Regions from separate parts of the Homo sapiens genome. Here region 2 is linked to region 1. A link is a loop called in an ENCODE intact Hi-C map of the cell type or tissue named here. Cell type or tissue: CD14-positive monocyte. All regions are shown on one strand. Each heading gives the region's core, and the rest is flanking DNA. Links, peaks and the distances in the headings are about the cores only. Region 1 overlaps TMOD2 (tropomodulin 2). Region 2 overlaps SCG3 (secretogranin III).

What was found. Hi-C counts contacts between places; a loop is a spot of excess contacts. Peaks named below come from ENCODE experiments on the same cell type or tissue, not always from the same donor. Only the 100,000 strongest peaks of a DNase experiment are listed, where the experiment ranks them.
Region 2: a loop joins it to region 1, with 1.8 times the contacts of the local background. A loop is called at or near these places in 15 of 110 quality-filtered maps.

Annotation. Positions count from the first base shown.
Region 1 is chr15:51,755,184-51,765,227 of GRCh38, forward strand. The region is part of intron 1 of TMOD2 (tropomodulin 2); the gene reads left to right. Among named protein-coding and RNA genes, the nearest start is that of TMOD2, 8.6 kb to the left of the region's middle. In CD14-positive monocyte, for the core only: CTCF peaks have their summits at 4,803 (motif pointing left) and 5,002; DNase peaks (open chromatin) are centred at 738 and 1,518; H3K4me3 peaks cover 1,210 bases; H3K27ac peaks cover 917 bases.
Region 2 is chr15:51,704,472-51,714,515 of GRCh38, forward strand. It overlaps SCG3 (secretogranin III), which reads left to right. Exons shown (of 12, transcript NM_013243.4): 11 at 8,862-8,942. Among named protein-coding and RNA genes, the nearest start is that of SCG3, 28 kb to the left of the region's middle. In CD14-positive monocyte, for the core only: no CTCF peak of the experiment used is centred there; a DNase peak (open chromatin) is centred at 4,740.

The DNA.
Region 1 (10,044 bases), core at 633-8,632:
GCTTCGTGGTTGTGTAAAATGAGATGCGCTCTTCTGCTATGGCTCTTCCATGGACTGAAATAGCCACCTTTCCTCCCAAAGCCATTTTGAGTTCCTTGGCCTTGGTCCCATGTTTCAGCACAACCTTCCTTAAAGCTGTGATTTCTTGCTATTTCTGCTTTTATGATTTGCCATCCTGTTTTGGCATCAAGGCTGCCCCACTAATTACCTCTTTCACATGTGTCATCACTATTCCTAGGTTCCCCTGGTGAGAGCTAGGTAGGGTGGGGATGAGAAAGTCAACTCCAGGACTGTGAGTGGCAGGAGCTCACAAAATAGGGCACAAGGCCAGCCATGCCAAGCCTGGACATGAGGAGAAAGGAGACAAGCTGGGGCACAAGCCCTAAGAAAGGACCAGGAGGTCCCTCATCAGAGTGGTTAGAGGAGTGTGGAGTCCAGTGAGCTGGGCTGCTATTCAAGCGGTGTGCATGGGGACAACTGTCCTCATTGTTGATAAACAACCATTCTGACTGGGCAGTGTCCCTTCTATACCAGTTGCTAAATGTTTTGCACATCATCTAGGTAAGCACTCACAAGTCAGGGTGCATACAGCATCCATAAGTCATTACAAAACCTGGATCAAAACCTAGCTGGTATAAAATGCCAAAGAAAGAGACAAGATGAGTGAGTCAAAGACCACATAAGCAAGCAGAAGAAAGGAGGGCACATGAATCAAAGGACAAAAAGCAGGAAACCCGGTGCCAATCAGGAAGTTAGAAGAAGCCCATAAGTTCCCAAAGGCAAGAGGAAGGACATGGTTAAAAGCAACAGGCAGTTAAAACCCAGAAAGGCGCAGATCTCCAAGTGGAAGGCAAGGAGATAAATAGAGGTCAAGCAAGAGGAACTCCTCTAAAAACAGAAAAGAAGGCCAAACACAGGGACAAGACAACAGCGGGAAATAGGACCCGCCATGAGAATTAGAAACCAAGAGGCAGGCTGGGCAGACAGCAAGACTTTTTGGCTTTTTGACTGCTTCCTACCCAGGTGGAAATCTATCTCATAGCTTGGCTAGCTTACACTATGGTGGCTTTCTACACCTGGCAATGCTGACCCGCAGCTCTTACAGGTTTTGCCTCTTTATATTCAGCAGATCTTGATGGGGAAAACAGAGGGAAAGAACACCTAAAACACGAGATTATTCCACAACCAAGGACGAAAGAGAAATAGCTTTGACTGAGGGCTTGCGCTTGCTAGACACTGCGCCTAATATGTACATGGTCACCTTAAGTGTCACCTCAGCCTTCTGAGATAAGTACTGTTCTTTGCATGTTTTACTGAGGAAGGACCAGAAGTTTGGAGAGGTTGTCACTGCACACATATCTGCACCATCAGACCTTGGGTTGGTTAACTCCAAGGCCCGTGCTTTTAGTCTTCTGTGTTCTTCTAACCTTGGACAGGAGCAGTCACTAGTGGGCACCTTGTTTTTCAAGTATGATTTAATCTTTGGCAAGTTTGTGTTGTAAGATTGGGAAATACGAGCTCTGCATTCTAGTAAGATCTGTTCCTCTTTCCTCTTTCAGCTTGTTCCTTCCCATTGCCGTACCATATTTCAGACTGAGACTTCTCCTTATCCCGCCTCATTCTGTCCTTCATCCTCTGCAAGTATTTCCCAGAATATATAGAAGTCTTTTAGTTGTTTAAAATAAAACAAACTTAATTGGCCCATCTTCAAATAGCTACATTACAAAACAGGCGGTTGCTGTGTTATATTTGCCCAGCAGCCAGAAATGAATTAAATATCTAAGATCAATTCATGTTTTGTTGGAGGATACATTGATATGCAGATTCTGTTCTAATTTACTAGTTTTAGAAAATGTGGATTTGGTTCTGGTGCAAATCGGTGCACTAATTGTTTAAAATTATGAAATATTGAAGACATATTAAAAAGAATAAAGAGGGCTGAGCGTGGTGGCTCACGCCTGTAATCCCAGCACTTTGGGATGCCAAGGCAGGTGGATCACCTGTGATCAGGAGCTCGAGACCAGCCTGGCCAACATGGTGAAACCCCGTCTCTACTAAAAATACAAAAATTAGCTGGGCGTGGTGGCGGGCACCTGTAGTCCCAGCTTCTCGGGAGGCTGAGGCAGGAGAATGGCGTGAACCCGGGAGGCAGAGCTTGCAGTGAACGGAGATCGCACCACTGCACTCCAGCCTGGGCGACACAGCCAGACTCCGTCTCAAAAAAAAAAAAAAAAAAAAAAAGCCATACTCCTTATTTTCCTTCCCAAGGCTTGTATATTTGGATAATAGGAAGAGTTATTTAAGGGCCCAAGTCATGCTTCCATCAGCTCAAGTCTTTAATCCTATTTTCTGTTTTCCTAACTGGCTCCTGTACTTGCCCACCAGGACTCCTGGAAGCCTTGTTAGGCATTTGCTTCACTCCAGCATGTACATTAGCATCATATTGCATGTTAAATGCTTGCCATGGGACAGACACACCACTGGAGGGGAGGCTGTAGCAGTGCTTGCTAACTTCCCACGGCAGCATTGCTAACAGGACGGAAGACAAATGGGAGCCCTTGGGCAGCCTTGGTGGGGGCAAAAGCAGACCAGCCATGAGCTGGAAAAGCTTTGATTTGACTTTAAAAGCTATGAGAATACTGCATTCTTCTCCACAGTATTTCTATATTTGCTTTTTAAAAATACAGCCTGGGCAATGTAGCGAGACCCTGTCTCTACAAAAAATTTAAAAACTAGCTGAGTATAGTGGGACATACCTGTAGTCTCAGCTGGGGTCAAAGGAGGTGGGGGGAATACTGAGGCAAGAGGTTCACTTAAGCTCAGGAGTACAAGGCTGCAGTGAGCTATGATCACATCATTGCACTCCAGCCTGGGGAACAGAGTGAGACCCTATTTCTAATAATAATAATAATAATAATAATAACTAGCTTTTCCCCAAATCTTCAGATCAAAGTTGTGCTCCAGGAGGATGCAAGTTTTTTTTTTCTCCTCTGACTTTGAGATCCCCTGGTACATTGACACAACATAGGCAATTTGTTTTAACAGCTACTGTTACATAGTATGAACATGTTATTTTAATTAATTAATGTATTTTCCTACTGAAGTATGACATGGCACTTATTTTCTGGGAGTTTGTAGTGTAGCTGGAGAGAGAACCATACATGCAACATACATGAAAAGATAGCAAGATATGTCAAATTGGTGATGTAGGCATACAAATTTAGAGGAAGGGGCAACTTCTGTGGGCTTAGATGATCTCAGAAAGCTCCATCACAGGGAGAGGAAGCAGTGGATAGAGTGGAATGAGCTCTGGACCTGCGGGTTCATTTGAACTCATTTCTTTCACATGACATTTGTTACACAATATTTATTGGATACCTACTTCAGATCAAGAACTGTGCTGGGAGTCAGGATTTTATCAGTGAATAAAACTCATACAGTCCCCCTCCCTCACAGAGATTAGCAAGGAAAATAGAGATAAAGCAAGTAGTTGTAATAAAGCCAAGAACAGATGTGATTAAAGGGGTAGCATGGAGATGGGGAGTGACCCAGACCTTGTCTCCAGGTCCAAACAAGGCTTCCCTGAAGAAGTGAAGCTTGCATGAGACCAGGGGATGAGTAGGATAGCAGTCAGCCAGAGGGGAGTGGGGTGAGAGTGTTCTGAGCAGAGAGAACAACATAAGGCATGATCCAGGCATTGGAATTGGGCCAGGAGGCTGGAGCCAGGAGGAGATGGGGAGTGCAGCACAGGATGAGGCTGACGAAGATGACAGAAGACAGACTGAATTTGAACCTTATCCTCAAGGCAGCAGAAGCCACTGGAGGATTTTAAGTAACTAGAGAAGAGTTGTTTAACTCTGTGCTCACTTTGGCCATTTGTATGGCGAATGGATCAGGAAGGGATAGGGTTGAATGTGGACAATGCAGATGAGTGAAGTGGGTGGATTCTCAACACGTTTAGGTAAGGACAGGATTTGGTGATTGATGGCTGGAAAAGAGACGAGAGAGAGAAGATGTTAAGGATGGCTCCCTGGTTTTTCGGCCAATTTCCTGAAATGGGAGATTCTGGAGGAGGAAAGATGATGAGAGCACTTCTGACATATTTGAGGTGTCTGAGGCAGCCAAGGAGAGATGTGAATTAGGCAGATGGAAATATAGGGGCCTAACCCTCAGGAAAAAAGTCTAGGATGAAGATACAGATTTTGGAATCTCCTGGATATATATTATAATTAAAATTTTGGAGGCAGATGAGTTCCTCCAGAGAGAATATGTAGTATGGAAATAGAAGAATTTATAAGATGAGACCTTGAAGAATGCCAGTATTTAAGGTGGAGGAAGAAGAATTGCTAAAAGAGACCAAAAAGAAATGGTCAGAGAAATAGAAGAAAAACCATCTATGTTGCTGGATTGAGCAATCTTTAAGGACTCTTTCAGCTCTGACATTCTGTGGTCCTGCAGAACTGGGATCTGAGCCAGGTCTCAAGAGCAGAGCGCATAGATAGGCCATGAGAATAGAGAACAGCATTCCAAGTAATATTAATGTATCAGCCAGCATCCCAACAAGAAACGGGATACACTCGAGTAACTTGAGAAAAATTTAATAAAGAGGCTATTTACAAAGATGGGGGGAGGATTTAGGGAATCCAACAAGGCAGAACTCTGGCACCAGCTGCACAAGGAACCCTTACCACCCAAGGCCTGAGGCCAGCCAGGGGCAGGCAGCTGTATGGAGAGGGCTGCCTCTTGGGAGATGTGACCTTCTGGACCCAATCTCCCCCTCCCCTGCTCTCCAGTTTCCTGCTAGTGCCCCCTGTGGGCCAAACAGAAGCCAGACAGAAAGGGAACCCATTGATACAGTCTAAATAGATCATCTTCCTGGAGCACAGAGCAGCAGGGGAGTGGATGTGGAGGTGCAAACAGAAGACAGCCAGAACAATCATCCTGGAAAATGGAAGTATTTGGGTAAGAGGGTGTGTTCATTCCCTATTGCTGCTGTAACAAATTAGCATAAATCCAGTGGCTTAAAACAATACAAACTTATTCTTACTTTTGTGGAAGTTAGAAGTCTGAAACACATGTCACTGGGCTAAAATCAAGGTGTCACAGGACTGTATTCCTTTCTGAAGGCCCTAGGGGAGAATCCATGTCCTTGCCCTTCCCAGCCTCCAGAGGCTGCCCACATCCCTTGGCTCATGGCCCCTTCCACCATCTTCAAAGCAAAAAAATTGCATGACACTGACTCTTCTGCCTTCCTCTTCCATCTTTTAAGAGTCCTTTGGATTACATTGGCACACCCAGATCATCCAAAATGGTCTTTCTATTTTTAAATCCTTAATCTGGGCTGGGCGTGGTGGCTCACGCCTATAATCTCAGCACTTTGGGAGGCCGAAGTGAGTGGATCACTTGAGATCAGGTGCTCAAGACCAGCCTGGGCAACATGGTGAAACCCCATCTCTACTAAAAATACAAAAAATTAGCTGGGTATGGTGGTGCATGCCTGTAATCGCAGCTACTCTGGAGGCTGAGGCAGGAGAATTGCTTGAACCCGGGAGGTAGAGGTTGCAGTGAGCCGAGGTCGTGCCATTGCACTCCAGCCTGGGCAACAACAGCAAAACTCTGTCTCAAAAAAAGAAAAAAAAATCCTTAATCCTTAATCTAATCACAACTCATTTGTTTTGCCATGTAAAGTAACATATAGATGTGAGGAATAGGAGGAGGACGTATTTAGGTGGCCATGATTCTGCCTACCACAGAGAGCAAATAAGCCATTTTAGCCGAAGTGGGCTCCCCAGGAAAGTAACGAGAGAGAAAACAGGAAGTGCAGGTTAAAGCCAAATCATGGGAGCTTTGGAGCTAGATTGTCTGGATTTCATTCTGTGGACAAGAGGGAGCCATTGTAAGTTCTTAACCAGGGAAGTGGCTTGTTAGCAGTGTTGAGAAAAATGATCCAATTATAGTGTTCTGGGTAGCTTACAGGGAAAAACAGAAATCTTTCAAGATGCAATCAGAGTAGTGCAGGTATGAAGGAACAAAAGGCTGAAACAAGAGTGAAAAGAAGGGGTGGTGTGAAAAATGTTGTGCAATAAGGACCTGCAGGAGGTGCTGACCGGCTGGACTCAGAAAAAAAAGTGGGAGAGTCTGAAGCTGGTCTGAGTGTTGGGAGTGTCTGACTGGTAGATTAATCTAGACGGCAACTCTGTTTAGAGAAAAATTGGGAGTTTAGGTTTAGTTAGAGAATCCAGCAATAGAAATCCAAATAGAGGCTGGGCACTGTGGCTCATGCCTGTAATTCCAGCACTTTGGGAGGCTGAGGCAGGAGGATTGCTTGAGCCCAGGAATTCAAGACCAGCCTGGGCAATATAGTAAGACCTCATCTCTGCAAAAAAGAAAAAAAAATTTAATTAGCTGGGCATGGTGATACACACCTGTAGACCCAGCTACTCGAGGGACTGAAGCAGGAAGATCATTTGAGCCCAGGAATTGGAGGCTGCAGTTAGCTATGATCAAGCCAGCCTGGGCAACAGAATGAGACCCTGTCTTTAAAAAAAAAAAAAAATTCAAATAGAATCTTATAAACTCTAAGATACCATTGATTGTAAAACTCTCCAGTATTTTATGTATCACTAAGAAAAAAAGGCTGGCAATCAAAATATAACATGTTTTCTTAAAAATACAAATTTTTGGCCGGGCACGGTGGCTCATGCCTGTAATCCCAGCACTTTGGGAGGCCGAAACAGGCAGATCACGAGGTCAGGAGATCGAGACCATCCTGGCTAACACTGTGAAACCCTGTCTCTACTAAAAATACAAAAAAAATTATCCGGGCGTGGTGGCGGGCACCTGTAGTCCCAGCTACTCAGGAGGCTGAGGCAGGAGAATGGCATGAACCCGGGAGGTGGAGCTTGCAGTGAGCCGAGATTGCGCCACTGCACTCCAGCCTGGGTGTGAGTGTGAGACTCTGCCTCAAAAAAAAAAAAAAATACAAATTTTTGGCTGGGCACAGTGGCTCATACCTGTAATTCCAGCACTGTGGTAGGCCAGGCTGGGAGGATTGTTTGAAGACTGGAGTTGGAGACCAGCCTGGACAACATAGTGAGATCCTGTATCTTCAAAAAATAAAAAAAAAATAGCCCGGCATGGTGGTGCACACCTGTAGTCCTAGCTACTTAGGAGACTGATGTGGGAGAATCGCTTGAGCCCAAGAGGTCAAGGCTGCAGTGAGTTGTACTGACATACAACTGAACTCAAGCCTGGCAACAGACTGAGACCGTGTCTCAAAAAATAATAATAATTTTTACTTTATTGAAAGAGCTGTTTTCGACTTCCACATAGGTTTTTTGAAATCTTTTTTACTGAAGTGTAAATGACATACAATAAAGTGCACATATTTCAAGTGTACAGTTTGATAAGTTTTGATATATGCATGTATGTGTGAAACCATCACCACAATCAAGGTAGTAAACATATGCAACATCCCCAAAAGGTTCCCCATGCCCCTATGTCATTCCTCTCATCAGCCCCTCCCACCTCTCTCCCATGCCTAAGCAACTGTGATTTCTTTCTGTCATATAAATTAGTTTATGTGTTCTAAAATTTTAGATAAATGGAATCCTGCAGTATACATTCTTTTTGGTCTTCTTTCTCTCATTATAATTATTTTGAGGTTCATCCATGTTTTTGTGTACATCAATAGTTCATTCCCTTTTATTGCTGAGAAGTATTCCATTATGTGGATATACGACAATTTGTTTATTTTTATTTATTTATTTAGGGACAGGGTCTTATTCTGTTGCCCAGGCTGGAGTGCAGTGGTGCAATCATAGCTCACTGCATCCTCGACCTCCTGGCTGAAGCAATTCTCCCACCCCAACCTCCCGAATAACTGGGACTACAGGCATGTGCCACCATGCCCAGCTAATTTTTAAAAAAAAAAATTGTAGAAACGGGGTCTCACTGTGTTGCCCAGGCTGGTCTCAAATTCCTGGGCTCAAGAAATCCTCCTGCCTCAGCCTCCCAAAACATTGGGACTACAGGCGTGAGCCACTGCACCTGGTCACAATTTGTTTTTTATTCATTTACTATCATTCACATTGTTTTCAATTTTTGGCAATTACAAATAAATGTGCTATGAATATACATGGATTTTTAAAATCATATATCTCTCCTGTGCATACATTAAAAGGGGAAATGTAAGTGAAATGCATTCATTAGTTGATATTCTTAAAACTTCTTCACACTCAGAGTCCAACATTTTAGATCACTATTTTACTTATCCATATCTGGTTCTTTTCCACATAATAATTTCCTCTGTGCCATCGAGTGGTAATTTAAAAAATCTGTAAAAAAACAAAACTAAAACTAAAAGCCATTGAACTGGGCACTTAAACTCACTCTGTAATTATGTGGAACTGTCCTAATCTGGGCCTCTCTTCAGGAGTGCTGCTAAACATACCTGCATTGTCACCTCCCCACGATTGTCTGCTTTCTAAATTTTAAAAGAGTATTCCACAGTTGTCCCTGGGATTTCCTTCCAAGACCTTTACATCCACTCTGCTAGTTTTGAAGTTGGTGCTTTTGATATTTAGGTATATACAAGCAATGACAAGTACATTTTTACTGCTGCTGGGACAACAGTAATTGTAGGACACCATGAATTCTAAGACACATCTCAATTTCAGAATGTTAAATGTGGCAAAGTATGCATTTTAGAATCCATTAAGTAGGGTGCTTCAACCAATTCATTTGATGGATAAGGGCCTGGAAGATGCCATCCTTGTCCTGTGTGATGCAGTAAGTTAGTGGTAGCTGGCACCAGAACAAAGTGTATAGGATCCAATTGGTTTCTCTGACTTTAGTAGAATTTTTGTTTGTTTATTTACTAGAATATAGTCATTAAAGATTTAAAAAAAAAAAAGGAGGGCTGGGAGACCTCATCTCTACAAAAAAAAATTAAAAATTAGCTAGGCATCGTGGCACATGCCTGTAGTCCCGGGCTTCGTGTTGCACACTTGTAATCCCAGCTACTCCAGAGGTTGAGGTGGGAGGATCACTTGAGCCCAGGAGCTGGAGGTTGCAGTGAGCCGAGATGGTACCACTGCATTCCAGCCTGGGCAACAGAGGGAGACCCTATCTCTAAATTAATAAATAAGAAGCTGAGCTAATGGAAAAGAGCGTTGCATTGCATGTGAAAGGGGTATCGACACAGAAACCACAAACCTGAACATTGTGAGCCGTTGAATTCACAAAGGAAAGGGAACACTATTCCAATAGCCCTTAAGAGGCCCACCTGCAGCCAGTCTCGTTCCATGCCAACTCATTCTTCATTCTTATGATTTGAACTCATAAAAAAAGATTGGCGTGCTCAGATCACTCCCCTACTTTAAGAAGCTGTGGTGGCTTGCCATTCCCAACAGAATAAAGTTCAGGTCCCTTAGCAAGGCGCAGAAGGAAGGCCCTTCACAGATGTCCCACCCTCGTCTTTAGTTCTTTCCTCTCCCTTCCTCCATGAATCCCCCTCTGTAGCCATGCCGCCTGCTCTACCAGCATATCATTTACTGTCTTATCCTGTACCCCTTTGTGCTGTTCCCTTTTCCTAGAATGACACTTGCCCATTCATGTCCACCTTATGACCTCCTCCTTCAATGTTCAAACACAGCCTCTTTTTCACAGTTTCCCCTCAAACTTCCCCCACTTACTCAGTGATTATTTCCCCATGTGTTTTCAAACCTACTTTTTACATTATGTCTAATACTTACGGCATTATTGCTGTTTGTGTGAGAGTCTCACTAAGCTGTGATCTTGGGGAGAGGGGGCATTTTGATAAATATAATTTTTTTTTTGAGAGAGTCTCACTCTGTCACCCAGGCTGGAGTGCAGTGATGCCATCTCAGCACTGCAACCTCTGCCTCCCGGGTTCAAGCAATTCTCCTGCCTCAGCCTCCCGACTAGCTGGGACTACAGGCACATGCCACCACACCCAGCTAATTTTTGTATTTTTAGTAGAGATGGGGTTTCACCATATTGGTCAGGCTGGTCTCAAACTCC
Region 2 (10,044 bases), core at 843-8,842, 51 kb before region 1:
TTCTTGCTGTCCCCACTCCACGGCAATAACCATTCTATTTTCTGTCTCTATGGATTTGACTTCTATAGTGACCTCATATAAGTGGAATCATATAGCATTTTTCCTTCTGTGACCAGCTTACGTAACTTAGCATCATGTCCTCAATGTTCATCCATGTTGTAGCAAGTGTCAGAATTTTCTTCCTTTTTTAAGGCTGAAGAAATACTCCATTGTATGTATAAGCCACATTTTATCTATTTATTTGTCTATGGACGCTTGGGTTGCTTCTACCTTTTGGCTGTTGTGAGTAATACATATATATATATATATATATATATATATATACATCTCTCTTTGAGCTCCTTCTTTCAGTTCTTTTGGGTATATATCCAGAAGTGGAATTGCTGGATCATATGCTAATTCTATTTTTAATTTTTTGAGGAACCACCATACTGTTTTCTGTAGCAGCTGCACCATTTTAAATTTCTACCAATCGTGTGCAAGAGTTCCAGTTTCTCTACATCCTTGCCTAGACTTTTTATTTCTGGATTTTTTTTTATCCTAACAGATGTGAGGTGGAGGATGAATGGTAAATTTTTAAAAATAGCTAACCAGGACAAGAGTGGACTATGATCTGAGACAGAGAACCACGAATTGGGCAGCATAGAGCATTACAGCTCACCTCAACAGAAACCCAGTGTGCCTCAATCATCCCCTCTGGAAGTGACCCATGTATAGCAATCGTATTTCCCTAGAACCCAGTGAGCCATAGGCTACATCCTTTGACTTGCTGGGGTAACATGCTCAGTGCTTTAAACACCACCTTCTATCGCTGTGCACAGGGCTGTAGGAATGGGTGCTGACATTTCTGTTTGGTTTATTTTTAAGAAAACCATGTAAAAAATGAATATAAAAGAGATGATTCTCTGTAGTCCACTATTGCCTATTTAGGATGTGAGTGTTTGGAGACCAATGATAAGAGTGGATTTCCCTCTTCATTAGGATTTCCATCAGATAGTAATGGGGAGAGAGGAAGAGAGTAGACTAAAACTTTATCCATTTAGTGTTATTCTTTTTTTTTTTTTTCCCGAGACAGAGTCTCTATCTATCTCCCAGGTGGGAGTGCAATGGTGTGATATCTGCTCACTGCAACCCTCGCTGTCCAGGTTCAAGCAATTCTCCTGCCTCAGCCTCCCAAGTAGCTGGGATTACAGGCATGTGCCACCACACCCAGCTAATTTTTGTATTTTTAGTAGACATGGGGTTTCACCATGTTGGCCAGGCTGGTCTCAAACTCCCGACATCAGGTGATCCACCCAATCCATCCAGCCTACCAAAGTACTGGGATTGTAGGTGTGAGCCACCACGCCCAGCCTAGTGTTATTCTTTGCAATGGCTCTCCTAAAACATTAAAAAGAAGGCAGGAATTTGGGGTTAAAATTAGTCCCTCTGCTATTGTTCAGAGATGTAATTTATTAATGTTACCACTGAACCCATTACTCTGGGATAAGGACAACTGACTCTAAAACAGTTTAGAAAACACCAGCTAAGTGTAAGCCAAGGACCAGCAATTTCTAGGAAAAAAAAATGTATTAATCCCCAAAAGGACATACCGACATATATCTTTGTGTTCGCAGTTGTTTCATTGCACTTTTCTCAAGGGCTATTTTGCTTCCCTGTTATAAAACCCAGTGAGAAAACACCCATTGTCTCTAGGTAGAAAAAGAAAAGCATCCATGTGAGTGGAGGCAGGGTTGACTGGGTTTTCCGGGACAGTTATTCAGCAAGAAATAAACACTTATTCCAATGGCATGCCTAGCGCTGTGCTTAGGAAGCAGCTACAGAAGGAATATAAGAACCAATTCCTGCGTTTGAGGACTCAAGCAAGCTTTGAAATGGCCCAAGAATAGTCCTTAACTCATATGCTGGCAAGTGCAACACAGGCCACATACATGCACACATATCCCGCTTGTTGATGAGCCAGACATAGATAGAACAGGATCCCTTCAGGACGGAAAGCTGGAGGATGTTACAGAGTAGAATAAGGGATGAGGTAATGGTCCAGCTAAAACCACTTAAGGAAATAATTATAAGCAGAACACATTGGCAGGAATATCTGTGGGGAGTCTGTTTTGGCCTTGCGGTGTGTGAGGTGATAGCCCTATCTAACCACAGCAACTGTTTATTAACCATGCGTAGCATGAACTGGGTCCTGTGAGGAATATAAGTAATAATAATAATAGTAATAATAATAATACTCTATATTTATATCATGCTTCAGTTTACAAAGCACGTTTCTATGAATCTCATTTCAAGCTTAATGTAAAAAACAGCCAACTTCATTACCAATGATGAAAAATGATACATTCACCTTTGAAAATAGTTTGAACTATTTAAACTATGGTTTCCACAGGGACCCACATTAAGTATAATATTTTTAAATGTTGGTCTAGTTGTTTGACTGATTCAATAATTATTCCTAAGTTTATGGATATGCTAATAAATTATAATTTATTCTAACTTCAACCAAATCTATAAAGTTGCTTAACTTTTCAAGTAAATTGCTCTCTGAAAACTACTTTCAAACTTTATTTCATTATCTAAGTGTGGTTCTTTTTGCCATTTGGATGTTTACTCATTCACATCTGTTCTGTGAGTCACTGAAAGTCTTTTTTTTTAATCATCCAAGGGATGAAATAAGCATTCTAACACCCATAAACTCATTCCAGTGCTATCATTTAAGTTTACGGCTGGATAATAAAATTAGGCTGGAAAAGGTGATCTCTAAGATAACTTTCACTTAAATATCCTATCATCCTCATATCTTTTTTACAGGAGCCAGAAAAGTTAGCCTATTTAATAAGTTGATAATAAATTGCCTAATTCCTGTGGATACACTTATTTTTTAAGCAACATAAGAGAATTCACGCCTGCCTTCAAGCCTCCAGAGATTCTGCTAGAAATGTCCAAAAACAATGAGTCCAATATTCTCCCCTGGGAGTCAGCAAGTGGGTCAGGAAGACCCAAGTAGGCTTGGGAGAGCTATATATCAACATGGATTTTTCAAGGACAGAAAAGGGGAATTTCTTTCTTATGTACAAATCATGAATCTCCTTTTTAGAATTCACCCCTTGATTTACAAATCAGTAAAACAAGGCCCAGAAGATGAGCAACTTGCTCAAGATCTCATGGCCAAAGTGGTGGAGCTGGCCTTGAACCCATGTTTTCTGACTCTTCATCCAGTGCTCTTCCAGTCTTCCATGCTGCATCTAATGGGCATGTAAAATGTCATCATTATGCAGAATCTTGAATCTCACAGCTCCGTGGCCTGTGTCAGCACCCATGCGTCAGTATCAGTTGCTTTGCTTCATCCAGTTCAAAAGTGCAATCATGTAATCTTGACATAATTTTAAGTATTATATCAAACTTAGTTTTTATAAACACTCTTTTACAAAACCTAATGTCTTTAGTATATCCAGTATGCAATAGGACAACCCTATTGATTTATACACTTTCCCCAGAGGGAGAGAGTCAGGACAGCATAGTAGAGGAAGGACAAATTCATGTTTAGAAAAGATATTTTTCTCACAGTGTAAAAACCAGAACAGCCAGAAAAGCAAGGCTGCATCTCGACTCTGGCCCTCCTCCCATCTGCTTCAGCCTATGTTTTAAGGCTTGTGCTCTATTACCTCAGCCATGAGCTATTTTTTTTTTCCAAAGGAAGCTGAAATAAATTGAGGGAGAAAATAGTCCAGCTTTCCAAAGTCGACTCTCATAAGGCTTTCAGTGCACACTGCGTAAATAAAAGATTTGCTTTACAGCTCCTGCAAAGAGAAAAGTCAATATGAGCCAGCTGCTTTGCTCCAAGAGCAGAAGAGCACCTGATGTGATTCCCATTGTTGCCAATGCTCTTGTAAGCGTGTGGAGGTCTTAAAACTGGTGGCAGCGGTTCCCAAACTTTGCTGCACATTGGAGCCACCTCAAGATCATTAAAAAGTACAAATGTTTGGTCCCCAGTCCCAGATTCTGATTTAATTGGTCTGAGGAGCAATTTGGACATTGGGCCTTTAAAAGTTTTCGCTAAGTGATTTTAATGTGCATCAAAGTTTGAAAACAACTGCCTTGCCGGGCGCGGAGGCTCACGCCTGTCATCCCAGCACTTTGGGTGGCCGAGGAGGGCAGATCACGAGGTCAGGAGATCGAGACCATCCTGGCTAACATGGTGAAACCCCGTCGCTACTAAAAAATACAAAAAAAATTAGCTGGACAAAGTGGCGGGTGCCAGTAGTCCCAGCTACTCCGGAGGCTTGAGGCAGGAGAATGGCGTAAATCCGGGAGGCGGAGTTTGCGGTGAGCCGAGACTGCACCACTGCACTCCAGCCTGGGTGACAGAACGAGACTCCATCTAAAAAAAAAAAGAAAACCACTGCCTTGTCAGCCAGTTTACCAACAAGAGCAGGCACTCAATTTCTCTAGTCTAAAAGGTGAATTTGACCCAGCCCCAGTCATTAAAGGCTCCATATTTATTTTGGTTCAAAACCAGGCTCTGACCCTGTATTAGTTCTCTCTCACGCTGCTAATAAATACATACCCGAGACTGGGTAATTTATAAAGGAAAACAGTTTAATTGACTCACAATTCCACAGGGCTGAGGAGGCCTCAGGAAACTTATAATCATGGCGGAAGGGGAAACAAACAAGTCCTCCTTCACATGATGGTAGGAAGGAGAAGTGCTGAGCAAATGGGGAAAAGCCCCTTACGTAACCATCTGATCTTGTGAGAACTCACTCACTATCACAAGAACAGCAGCATGGGGGTAACCGCCCCCCTGATTCAATTACCTCCTACTGGGTCCCTCCCATGACACATGGGGATTATGGGAATGACAATTCAAGATGAGACTTGGGTGGGGACACAGCCCAACCATATCAGACCCTTACTTAGCTATGTCGCCTTGGGCATGTCATTTAACCTCTCTGAGCCTTAGTTTCTTCATGAATAAAATGGGAATAATGATATTTAATTAATAGAATTCTATGAAGAATAAATGACATATGGATGTAGTATATCTATCACATTTGTGTTTTAAATTGTTTCTGAAAAAATAGTTTCTGATATAGCTATCATTTAGGTTTAGAATCCATTAAATTTCAAGTCTCTCAAATAAATCATTCATTTTCACTAAAAAAAAAGGCAGAGATAAATCTATGCCATATATATATATATATATATATATATATATATATATATATTTTTTTTTTTTTTTTTTTTTTTTTTTTTTTTTTTTTGAGACAGAGTCTCGCTCTGTCGCCCAGGCTGGAGTGCAGTGGCGTGATCTCTGCTCACTGCAAGCTCCGCCTCCCGGGTTCATGCTATTCTCCTGACTCAGCCTCCCGAGTAGCTGGGACTACAGGTGCCCACCAACACGCCCGGCTAATTTTTTTTTTTTTTTTTTTTTTGTATTTTTAGTAGAGACGGGGTTTCACCATGTTAGCCAGGATGGTCTGGATCTCCTGACCTTGTGATCCGCCCGCCTCGGCCTCCCAAAGTGCTGGGATTACAGGCATGAGCCACCGCGCCCGGCCGGCTTGTAAGTTTTTTTAAGATGTAGTTTCCTAGTTTGGATTCCATGCTGACTGGGCAATCTTCTAATTGCAATTTGGCTTCTGTACAGAAAGATTTCATCCATTTACTCATTGACAAATATTTCTTGAGAGCTTACTCTCTGTCAGTCTTGTTCTAGGCAGAGGGTACATCAGCAAACAACATATTTCTAAGGGAGGAAGACAATAAACTTAACAAATTATATGCTACAGTAGAAGGTAATAAGTAGTCACCTTCTGATGGATAAAAATAAAGCATGAAAGAGGAGGAGAATGACGGGGTGTTCTGTTATAAATTAGGGAGACTGTCCTAATCATGTATGTTATAACCCATAAGATACTAGTCTCTCAATGAATTGCAGTCCAATTTTCTTTAAGCTATAGTAAACTCATTCTCTGTTATGAGTTGATAATGTTGATATAGTGAATAAAATAGCTTTTCATACATTACATACTTTTTAAAATTCCATACCATTTTTATAGGTAATTGGTTCCTGAACAAAAAGCAGCCTAATACAATAATGCTGAGACCTCTACTTTATTTTTCTTTTGAGACAGAATCTGGCTGTGTTGTCCAAGCTGGAGTGCAGTGGTGCAATCTTGGCTCACTGCAACCTCCACCTCCTGGGCTCAAGCAGTCCTCCCACCTCAGCCTCCTAATAGCTGGGACTACAGATGCACACCACCATGCCTGGCTAATTTTTTTTTTTTTTTTTTTTTTTGGTAGACATGGGGTTTTTCCATGTTGCCCAGGCTAGTCTCAAACTCTTAGGTTCAAGCGATCTGCCCACCCTGGCCTCCCAAAGTGCTGGGATCACAGGTGTGAGCCACAGAGCCTGGTCAAGGCCTTTATTTCAAATTGTCTTATGTTGAGTTCCCTCCAAGGCATGCACTAAGAGAAGGATTTGAGGTGAAGTAGCTTCATTGGGAAGTGACCCCAGGAAGCACCACTGCAGGGTAGGTACATGAGCAGGAAGAGAAAAAAGCCAATATAAGGTGTGATAATGAGCAAGCTTCAGCATGGGCGACTAGAGCTCAATCCTATTGAAGACTTCTGGGAAACAGTAGAACATGCCTAAGGAACAAGGAAGCTGATGCATTGATCTACCCATTTCATCCGTCATCAGTTGAAGGCTGCTCTAGTAGCTAGCTATGAAGAGGGAGGCATGAGAGTGGGTAATGTTTGCCCCACGATGGCGAAAACTTCATTTGTTTTTACTCTCCTAATTTGGAATTTTTAATGCAGTGTCTAAACAGACTAAGCTGTGGTTTTCCTTATCCCAAAAAAGCTCTAACATCATGATACGATATCAGAGAAGATAGTAGAAAAAATGCTTAATATTATGTAAAGAACAAGACTATTTTCAGACATACTCAAAAGTTGCAAAAGCCCTAACTACCTAATGAGTGAATGACAAATCATTATTCATTAAAGTGAGCCCTATGGGGATCAGTAATTTGATTTAAACTCTTTAAAATAATGAAGTTGCATTGTTTAGAAATGGTCTGCACTAAGATTTCTCTCTTTGTTCAAAATACCTTATCTAACTGAATTAATTTGAAATAGAAAACACTGTATTTTTAAAATTATTATTTATGTATCTGTTTATTAGTAGAGATAGGGTCTCACAATGTTGTGCAGGCTGGTCTTGAACTCCTGGCCTCAAACAATCCTCCCTCTTTGGCCTCCCAGACTGCTGAAATCAAGGAAGTTTCTACACCAACTATTGAAGTAAATAAGGACTAAAAATTGTGGATCTCTTCTGGTGTCCATTTACCCCTTTTTGTGTAGTAGTCTCTGTGCTTCTTTGGGGACCAGATGACACAGATCTTCGGTGGTAAGGCAAGAGTGGGCTTCAAGATCAGGAAGAAAGATGCTCAGAGAGTCACTTAGGTAAATACAGTGCGGGCAATTGGAACATGGGCAACTCTTAGGGCAGTGTTATTGTACATGGACTGTAGTTGGAGGTACCCAGGTTCAAGCCTGGCTCTGCTACTTGTTAGTCATGTGATTATGACTTTATGTCTCTGTGCTTCAGTGTCTTCATCTGTAAAATGGGGATGATAATAAGACTGCCTCAAAAAGTTGTCGTGAAGAATAAATGAGACAATGCATTTTGGAGCATAAAGCAGTCCCCAGTACATGATAAGCACACAGTACAGGTAGCTCAACCAAGAGGGCTGTGCAGTAGAGTAGAGGTAAGAGGGCTCAGATGGGGCTCAGAATGGGGTGGTCACCACACTGAGCTCTGCAGCTATTGCTTCTGCAGAGGCCCTGGACTTTGAAAGCCTCTTTTTGTAAGCCATCTGGTACTTTCTAGAGCACCTGGTTTCTTGGTGCTGACTCCCTAAGCTTTAGGGCCTCACCTGGTTAAGAGAGTGGCTGATTTTTTTGATATAGAACAAAGCAACATTACTGTCCATGTCTGAAGGTGAGGTCTTATCCTGCAGGGAATGCAGGTAGCGGAAGCTAAGCAGATCAGAGTCCAAATGCCAGCTGTTATTTCCTGTGTAGCCTTAGCCTACTCACTTCGCCTCTCTGAGCCCCAGATTCCTCATCTCTCAGTGGATGGTAATATCCGCTTGCAGACATCAGTACAGGTAAAGGGCATCACAGAGTAGGTGCATGAGTGATGCCTGGTATTCTCATGCCACACTTGAGGCCCATCGAACAGTGTTTACATCCTGGGGAGTTTTATTAGAGCCAGTTCTAAGGTTTGCCATCCAAACCTTGAAGTGAGGCACTGGTCGCCTCTTTGTCTAAGTTTTTGCCCGCCCCCTGCCAGAATTGGGCAGAAGACTTAGAGCTGCTTACACAAAGCCACACATTTGGACTTTTAACTGAAGTGATGGAATCTTTAAGTATCTGCCACTCTCATTCAAGTCCTTGGCTTGATGATGCTCCTCAGTTTGGAAGAACCATCCCTAACCAGAAATGAACTAATCTAAGGACCCATCTATCTAGTAAACTGAATCAAAACTCTTCTCTGCCAGGACATCAAGGTGGATTTATTTGTGTGTGGGAATCATGCCCCTTGACACTTACCAACTTGATTCTTCCTCCTGGAACCTCATCCGCACCTGCTCTCCTTGACCTAAACCCCTCAACACACAAACACACATAGACACATACAAATATGTACATTACCTAGTTAGGGAAACAACCTTGCAAATGCTGCATAAGTCTAATATTTGTGGTTCTGAACATACGTGTGGTCTTTAAAATGAGATGTAGTGATATTTCCTGAGTGTTTGATATAGTTCTCTTACCTCTTCCAGGAAAAACAGAAGCCTATTTGGAAGCCATCAGAAAAAATATTGAATGGTTGAAGAAACATGACAAAAAGGGAAATAAAGAAGGTAGGACCAAGTGTGGTTGTACATTGCAAACTTCACCCATTTGTCAGGGGCTCTTGTTATATAAAAATTCCCACAGTCAAATTGACTGTGCTAAAGTCTCCCCGCAGAGCCCAAAAAAGACTGAAGTCACCTGTCAGATACAGAGGGGAACAGAACCTCCATTTCTCTTATTATTCAAATTAGCCTTTCAAGCAAAGGCGTTTTCTTTTCTTTTACGTTTTATTAGGAAAAATGTCAAGCAAACGTAGAACGAATAGCATAATGGATCCCTGTGTCTCCAGCACCCATCTTCAATAATTATCAAATGTTGCCAGTCTTGTTTTATCTAGCCCCCCTTTCTTGGAGTATTTTAAACAAAGGCATTTTCTGAGCACAAATTTTGTGCACCCTGCAGTCACAAAAGCAGTCACTCGCTTACATAAAGCAAAACACAGAACCAGGCCCTGTTCTAAGTGCCAGAGATGTCCCGCCCAAGGAATGCACAGCGTCATTAGAGCTATGGTTGGCCCTGCTCAGTGATGTCATGGATAGGTGTGTTACTGCCAAGGAGGTGAGAAGATGGGATGGATCTTCATACTAGGACAGAGACAGTTGAGAGAAGGGCCACAAGTCTTCTCTGGAAAGTTAAGGATGAATCTGCCGAGTGAGGAGAGATGGAGGCAGAGCGAACACTAGGTACCAAGACATAAAGGGACAAAACAGAGGGGTGGTTCTGGGAACTGGAGCCATTCATGTCCCCAGGAACAGTGGATGTTTGTGGAGAAGAGCAGCATATAGGGTTGGGAAGTGGGCAGTAGCCATGCCAGGAAGACATTTATGTACTCTTCAGAGAAGGTTGGTTTTAGCCAAGGGAGCCTAAATTGGGGCCTAATTAGGTTAAGAGCTGAGAAATCCATCTGGCAGCAGTGTGACTACAGATTGAAAAAATAAGACCCCAGAAGGCAGCAGAGAGATAAGGAGGTAAGACAGAGAGATCTGGAGCAGAAATATGGGGCTGTAAACCAGGGGACAACAGAGGAGATAAAAAGGAAGGGAGGAACTCAAGAGCCATGTGGAGAAGGAGGATTCTGACACGATTCCCAGGTATCTGGCCAGAGCAGTT